Linked DNA regions of Homo sapiens: region 2 is linked to region 1. Evidence: chromatin contacts called from ENCODE Hi-C data. All regions are on one chromosome and are shown on one strand. The core of a region is the stretch at or near the end of the contact, and the rest is flanking DNA. Distances in the headings are between cores, read along the strand shown. Region 1 overlaps LINC03005 (long intergenic non-protein coding RNA 3005). Region 2 overlaps LOC105374976 (a long non-coding RNA gene).

Region 1 (3,948 bases), core at 232-2,731:
TAATTCAAGCCAGGCCACTGAAACACCTACCAATTTTAAGAAATTCAAATTACTCTCATTTTATGATGGATTAAAACTTCAATCACCTTGAAGGACATCACCGAACCAGTTAATTTATATATTTGAGGATAGAGAGTACAAATGGATCATCTCAAAATGAAAAATATTATATGGCAATTGGTCCCCACAACCCACAGGCATGCACACATGCAAGACACAGATTTGATCTCTCCTTAAACAAGTCATTGTTTAAGCCTTGGATAAAGACTAAGATTTTTCATATCACTGGTGAGGGCCCTGACCATCATTCTAGCCTCATTCCCGGCCCTGTCTCTCCAATACATTGTGCTGCTGCAATGCCAGCTGATTTAGGTTCCCAAATACTTAATGCTGTGTTATCCACGAGCGTTTGTATGCACCATTTTCTTTTAATGGGAACAATTTCTTCTTCAACTTGTTATCTCCTGCATCCTTTCCTTCAAACCTCATTTGAAATATCAACTCATCCAGGAAGACTTGTCTGATGCTAACAGCTCATTTAGATGCCCTTGTCAGGGTGTTCACAGGGTAATCACTGGTTTGGTGGGTCTCTATGATGGGGTTATAAGCTATTGAAGAATAGAGAGCTGTGTTATTAATCTTCAATTCCCAGGACTTGCCATATACCTGATGTATAGCTGGATGTCACTAATTCAAGCAAGTTGAAAAAAGGGATGAGCCAGCAGAAATAAAAAGAAGGAGAGGAAAGACAGACAAAATGAAAAGCAATGACTGTTCTATAACTGCCGTATACCACTCTATGTCAAAAACTACTCTATACTTGTACTAATCTGCCTTTTAAAATGTTTTTAAACACTCTTACATATATTGCCCACACAGTACACTGGACATCTCCTTGAGCTTGATATGAGGAACCTGCAGTTTAAAGAGATTTTAAAGATTTACCTAAATGCAAACGGGGAGTTAAATACAGGATTGGAACTAGGCCTTATCACACCTCATTACAGCTTCCTTCTGACATGTTGCAGTGTTACAGTGTGCTGTGTGCTTCAGAGCAGACGTGCACCAGGAAGGGGAAGGGGTAGCAGGAAAGTGTGTCCCCAGGACATGTCTTCGGCCACAATACTTTCATCTAATAAATACAGAGGGAAAATATCTCTTCTTACTTTGAGTACATTTAACCTCAGAACAAAACTAGATGACCTGGCAAAATGAGTTGGGAGATCAATTTTCAGGAAAACAGGCAGAGATGTACAAGCCTTGGTGGTGGTAACCAGGATTCCATGTAGCATTTTCAAATAGAGCAGTACTGAGTGAGAGCTATCCTGAACTTGTGGAATTCCCTGTGGAATGCACAAGATGCAAAAATAGGCAATCAGAATAGGTTTAACTTTATCAGCAAAGAATGAGTTCAGGCATGGAACAAAAATCCGGGCCAGATCACTTGGCTGCTGTCACAGAGAGACCATGTAAACTCAGGTCATTGCTGAAAAGATGTGGTTTGAAGTCCTTCCAAGGTGCTGGCAGATTCTGAAGAGCCATATCCACAGAGATACCGATAGAGAGGACTGTGAGATCACCCAGTGCAGAGTGCAAGTATTTTCGATTATTCTTTGAGGATAAGGCCCAAACTCCCAGCTCCCTTTCACAGAGTACCTGAGCTCAGCAGCCCAGTGGACATGTGTTTCTCTCTGCAAGAAATACTTGGGAATAGGAATTCTCTTCTCCTTTAGGAACAGTGGATTTCTTCCCTTATATACTTGAAACAAAAAAACAAACAAACAAACAAACAAAAACCCTCTGCTTCCCACCCATTTTGGAGGAAAGACTCCAGTAGGATACTGGGTCACCTAACACAGAGGAAGCTATCCCAACCGGAAGAGCATTGTGCAATATGCACAAAGTCCTTCAATAGACATTGGATGTCAGCACAAGCCTTAATTGAAACCAAGTCCATGTTCACTCCCTAATGACCACAAGAAGGAAGGAACTCAGAGGGTTCCTCTGCTCACTAACTGCCTATGTGATATTGGCCACCTTGTTTCATTCCCCTGTGCCTCTAAAATCTCACCCTTCAACCCAGCATGACATCCTATAGCAATACAGTGCTGAGACTACAATGCTGTGAATAATTTTGAGGTATTTACCTACAGATCATTCAGAGAAGGAATGGAGGGAAGAAGTGAATACAGGCAGACGTGAAAAACAACCAGAAGCTCTCAAGGGGCCACAGATACGTCCTGGGAGGTTTCTTCTTATCAGAAAAAAAAAAAGAAAGTAGAATTTTTCTGCTATTGCTGTGTATGAGTGCATAAACATTTTGTTACCTGACCATAAACCTACCTTGAAATGTGATCAGTGTCAATTCCACCCAAGGATAGTGTCTCAATGGGCTGTTATATCCAATATTAACATGAATTTAGTATCTTTAGGGACACAGAATTATCGTTCATCAGAATATTAATTAGAAATGTTTGAACCATGTCATGGTTTACTCTTTTATTTTCTAATTGGAATTCATTCCAATAAATCCAAATTGTTTTATCCCTCCACATGGCCACAATACTCGAACAAGTCGGAACAATCCCCCACTTACTTGCTTGTTACCAAGGACCTAATGTTAAATATTGCAAGTGCAGAGTGCCCAGACACAATGCTGTTAGCTATTTAAAGGCTATGTGCTAGATACATCTTGCAAATAAGTGAATAAATAATATATTAATGCCTGGGCCCCTTTTTCACCGGATTTATAAGCACAAAAGTGATATGGAGAACTGACAGTAACTTTAATATATGTAAATATCTCAATTGGATAATCCAGGCACAAAAATACATTGTAGCTTGGTGCTTATTAAGTTTATGTTTTATGCATTTCCATTACAGGAGTTAATATGTTTCTTGGTTTCTATGTTCTCAGATCTCCTAAGATACCCGGTCTTTAAAGTATTATACAAAATATCAGGTATGCATTAATCTATAAAGTTAAAACGTTGTGTTTGTTTATACCAACCACCCCAAAGCAGAGTTCCTTCTCATAATGAGGTGTTTCCTAACAGTGTGATAGAATATTTTTAAATTGGCTTTGACAAGCACATTCTGAGGCTGATTTCTCACAAATGCATGCTGTCTATATCCACACACACTGTGGACCCCACCATGAGCTCTGGGTGGAATGCTCAAAATTTCCTCTCATTTGATCCCAATGACCAATGACCTAAGCTGTGGAAAATGTTCCTTAAGCTTGCTGAGGAGAGTTATTTTTGATTTCTTTGGTTGGCGTGCTCTATTTTCTCACTTAATGGAAAGGGATGAGAAATGAAGCATCTTTGTTTAGCTCTACAATGGACAATTTTCCAGCTACTTTAATGCATTCTGTTTAGAAAGAGAGTCCTGGAAATCATTTCTTCCTGAATTTATAACTTGCTCTGTGTTTTCAGAGTTTTTTATTCAATGCAGATTTAAAATTAAAATGCGTGAGCTCACTTCTTATTTTCCTAAGACAAATATAACGACTTCCATCTTGGTCACTGAATCCTTTATGCAGGCAATCAACCAGAGGTCAGGTTTATGATCATGTGGCAAGTATTTGACTAATGAAAAACATGGACACTTTCTAATCACTTAGGTTTGAAGAGCTTGTGCAATTGTCCCAAGACCTATCAGCTCTAATTTACCTGATTCTGTCTTTCTGCCTCTCTTCTTTGGTAAAGGATGATCTATTTTAGTTATTGCATCACATCTGGAAATTATAGAGGTAATAGTATTAGCATGACTCCTCTCTAAAGGGTTCCAGGTTGAGACGATGTCACTGCATACATTTGGGAGAGAAGGTACTAGGTAGTGGTGTTTTTGTGTAAAAACCTTACATTCTAAAGAATGGTTTATAATTACATTTTGAAAGACATTTCTGTGAATAGTTCATTTATCAATTCTCACCTTACTTCTGGC
Region 2 (4,362 bases), core at 21-2,520, 780 kb before region 1:
GTATTGTTTGACCACATACTAATGCTTTTGTAGAGAAAGAATTCATTACATGGTGAATGCGGGAGGGTGGTGGCTATTTCTTCGGAGAAGTGCTCTCTTCCCTCCCTCAAACTCCTACAATTTCAGATTGGATTGTCTCAGATCATCTTTTCCTTCCCCTCTGGGTTACAGTGCATCACACTAGATGGCAGTAATACCCCAGTTTGAAGAGTCCATTTTACATCTTCCCTCCCCCATTACAATCTTTTCTTGTCCATAGCAATATGGAATAAAACATGCAAATAAAATCCCTTCATTTTGTACAAGGTTCATTCAGAAAAGCTGATATACAATTAAAGCTGGTAATGAAAAAAATGTGTTAAATGATATAGAAAATTCAGGCATTGTGAGTTTTTTTGTGTGTAGCGGGTACGGGGGCCAGTCTCTGTTTTGTTTCTTTGTTTGTTATGGTTGTTTTTCAGATAGATATAGTTTCATTACAAAAGAAAATTTGTTAGAGCCAAAAGTCTAAGCTTAAGTGGTAAGGTAAAAGTGTATTTCTGAGAAAAGAAAAGAATTCAGTCATGCCATTAGCTTATTCTTTTCTGAAATCCTATGTTTCTTCCAGCAGATTGGCTATGCTTTTATGCAACATTAACCTGGATTTTCTAGACGGAGATGGTCAGATGAAAGCTCACAGCCCTATGTATATTGCCCACTAACAGGGAGTAGAATAACTGGAAGGAAAACAAAACCAACTCAAAAGCTCCTAATACAATGAAGAACCCTTTTCATTGTTTTTGTGTAAACCTGGAGGTTTGCAGATGATTTGGAAGGAGACAAATTTAGCTTCTGTAAAATATTCTTGGACAGCTAATCCAGACTTCCAGAATGCCCTACTGAGAACCATCTAAGAACGAGATGCAAAAATAATGGCTCTATTCTGATTGGCAATCATTCATTTTACATGTAAAGTAGTAAAAACATAAACTGTTTTTATCAAAACAAACTCATCAAACATTTAACTTGATGTTACTGGAATGTTATTATTTTTTTTCCTCTTCCAGTTCACAGCCCTAGGCTTTATATTGAAATTCACAGACACAATGCTCTCATTTTAAAGGAAAGCATGTAATCAACCTTTTAAAGATAACTACACAGAAAACTGAAGCAGCGTCATAAGAAGCAATGTGAATTCATGAGCAAATATGAAGAATGTTGCTCACCCCACATGTGAAAATGCTTAGTGCATTATTTATAGACATTGTTTGACCGGGGAGATCAAGGTCATGTGTGGACTCCTGGGCAATGGGTCAAATCTTAAGAGGCTGCCCTGATAATCCCTGCTGACAGTTTCTTGGATTGTGTTGGTGTACTTAAGTAGATGCATTTTCCAACTTGGAGGGAACAGTGAAGAACTTTAAAAAAAAATTAGTTAGCTATTCATTTATCTGACTTGATCACAACTCATTAATTTTGATCAGAAACAGTGTATACGGTAGGGAGGTTGCTATATTCACATGCTCTTTTCCTAAACTCTCTAAATCATTCCACTAAGAGAAATACACAATTAACCTTTCCCGGTGACAACTGCTCCTTGCCTTCTACCCCTCGCCAATAATGTTTCCATATATTCCAATGTCCAGAGTAAAGCAGACTCAATAATTAGTGTGACTCAGAAGAAAATACTGAAATCTTAGAATGTTTACTGTAGAAATTCTCATGGAAAATTATTTCTAAATGTTTTTAAAACTTATATGTTAAATATTGTAGAATTCCATATCTTTGTCACCCATAGTGGGCCCATTGTTTATGTGTCACCCTTGGGTTCTCCTGTGTTATACAGAAGATGTAGACTGGCTTGCTCAAGTAATCATGGGACATGATATTGAGGTCCTGACCTCTTCTAGCATTACATGGGCAGTGGCATATGGTGGGGAGGTTGGGAGGAGTGGGACACCCCAGTACAGGCAATAAGGAGGTACATTGTCTGTAGATAATTTTAAAATGACAGTAAACCTCACTAAAATAGGTCTGGTTTTTATTATGACCATGCACCAGCCATTCTAACAGTGTCAGTAATAAAACTGTTACCCCTGCCAAGCAGATCCTCCCCACTTCATGTCCCTCCCTTGAGGGCTGCTGAAAGGGGAAGTTCTTGATGCCTTCATCCTAGCTCAGAGGGGCTGTATTTTCTACCTAGGTTTATATGTAATATTAACATAAACAAAACAAAAGCACACAAGTTCTCTCATCTTGCCTTTTATAATATTTCCCAACTTAGTCTCTATCTTTTCTTCAATTTTAATTTGGAGATTTCTTAAAGTATTCTTGTGAGCACTGAGGATTTTATGGCAATTACCATGTACTATGAACACTGAACACTTCTAGATTGACCTCAGTTTTATTGACATCAATTCCTTTGGCTCTTTCTTTACATCCAGGATCAGTAGATCAGAAATGATTGAAAATAACAGAATCCTTCATATTCACAAAATACTGTAAAAGCAAAACCTGCAGGAAGAGATGTCCCTATTTAATAAGAATGGAATTGGAGATAATAGAAGATGGCAAAAAGGCCTTCTGTGGAGGGCAACGGACACAAACTTATCACCAAAGTCAGTATGAATCGGGTAGCCCCTAAACAGGCAGCTCAGGACATTGGTTAGACACCTCTGCATGAAAGTATTTTTAGGACAATTAAATCTGTCAATGATTGAATTTATAAAAAAAAAAATTTATGAATGGAAAGCAGTGCTGTCATCATTTATACAGCCCAAAGAGGTGCATAAACAGGATCCAGAATCAAAAGCATAGATTCTGAAGTCATGCAAAATAAGATTTTAGTCCTGACCCCAGCACTTACTACACATATGACATTGCTTAAGCTATTATTTCAGACTTGAGTTCTCATCTGATTAACTGGTATAAAGATAGTATAACAATAGCATTTAATGGGGTTGCCATGAGGTTTACATGATACTATATAGATAAAATGCTTACCTCAGTTCTTGGCACAGAGAAAACTTTCAGTGCTTCTTAGCTGCTTGATTCCATATGGAGCTCCACACGCACACTGAGTTTTCTCTGGCCTAGGCTAGCCACCAAGTAAGTCAATAGTGGGTTTACAAGCCTCAAGCAAATAATCACTCAGGCTTCTCCTCTTAGCTTTCCATCTTTACTCACTTTCTCACACTTTAATCCCAATTACTTGGTTAATTAGATAGTGTCCCATGCCCTCTTGCCTGTGTATATATAACAATATTATACTCCTAGCATGGGTGGTAAATTGTTTCCAGAGAAAAAAGGCAGAATCAGGGTGAACTACAGTCAGAGAATTTTCCATGGGATGGGAGAAGCTGGAGGTCACCTTCAAAGAATAGACTGGGTATGAGGAAAGGGAGCAGGAAGACCCGTCTCCTCAGGGCTGGGGGAAGGTCACCAGCACAGGAACATGGAGATGGGTCTTGAACAATTTGAAATTAGGTTGGTGAGGTGGGCAAGGCTGCATGGAGAGACCTGTGAATGCTGAACAGAACTCTATTGACAACGGAGGACACCACCTGGGATTCCAGATTCAGAGCTGGGGTTGAGTTGTGGGGTGAGTGCTTGGGCTGAGATTGGAACTAGGAGTTCTAGTTAGGGTTGGAAACTGAAGCTGGGCTTGGGAGAATGGGGGTTTTCATGTTTCAAAGCAAAAGTACCTGTATGGATGCATACGTTTCAGAGAATCCAAATCCCTTGAGGTTAATCAATGGATTTCTGTTGAACAGCCTCTGTTGCCCTCTGTCTATATATGTGTGTATAAAGTAATATGTTGTGTGTGTGTGCGTGTGTGTTCATATATACATATGAATGTTGTATAGTTATTCAAAGCAGTGACTGGTCTTGTTGCAGGAAATGCTGTCTGATAAGTTTGCTAAACTGAATTGTAAAAATAAGGAATAGCATTTATTTAACTCCATGCTAGACACTTCATATATGTTACCTAATTTCATTTTAACCTAATGGAAATGGAGGAGAGAGATTGCAGTTGGTGTGCAAAGGGACCTGGAATCAAGGAAACCAGACAGTAATCTGCTGCCAAAATCCAGACTGGAATTGATAAAGCAAGCTGTGGAGTGTGGTAAATGAAGGTGGGAATGGAAGAGAAGGGGGAATATGTGAGAAATGTAAGAAAAGGAGTTATGACTTCACTTTGAAGCGGACCAGGTAGAAGAGCTTTTGGAGAAGGAACGCTGGAAGATGTGGGTGAATTTAACAACTGAGGGGGCTGCGGGCTCTGAAATGTTTGTAAGTTGCAATGTGCTCACGCTAATATATAAGGGATTATTATATTATTTTACCTATCCATACAACTCTTCAAAAAGAATACTTGACCTC

The links. A loop is a pair of places that touch in the nucleus more often than their neighbours do. Pooled maps may share reads with other maps.
Region 2: a loop to region 1 is called in a map of Right ventricle myocardium inferior, with 6 times the contacts of the local background. The contact joins two enhancer-like sites. A Hi-C loop is called at or near these places in 2 of 168 maps with a recorded cell type or tissue (IMR-90 and Right ventricle myocardium inferior) and 4 of 50 pooled maps.

The regions. Positions count from the first base shown.
Region 1 is chr6:22,666,009-22,669,956 of GRCh38, reverse strand. It overlaps LINC03005 (long intergenic non-protein coding RNA 3005), which reads left to right. Exons shown (of 3, transcript NR_134614.1): 2 at 2,918-2,962. All of the region lies in intron 3 of LOC102724736 (a long non-coding RNA gene), which reads right to left. Among named protein-coding and RNA genes, the nearest start is that of LINC03005, 50 kb to the left of the region's middle. Within about 2 kb of position 1,481, at least 2 of the 41 ENCODE cell types and tissues checked have a DNase peak (open chromatin) inside an H3K27ac peak, as active enhancers do.
Region 2 is chr6:23,442,422-23,446,783 of GRCh38, reverse strand. All of the region lies in intron 4 of LOC105374976 (a long non-coding RNA gene), which reads left to right. All of the region lies in intron 2 of LOC105374975 (a long non-coding RNA gene), which reads right to left. Among named protein-coding and RNA genes, the nearest start is that of NRSN1, 680 kb to the left of the region's middle. Within about 2 kb of position 1,270, at least 2 of the 41 ENCODE cell types and tissues checked have a DNase peak (open chromatin) inside an H3K27ac peak, as active enhancers do.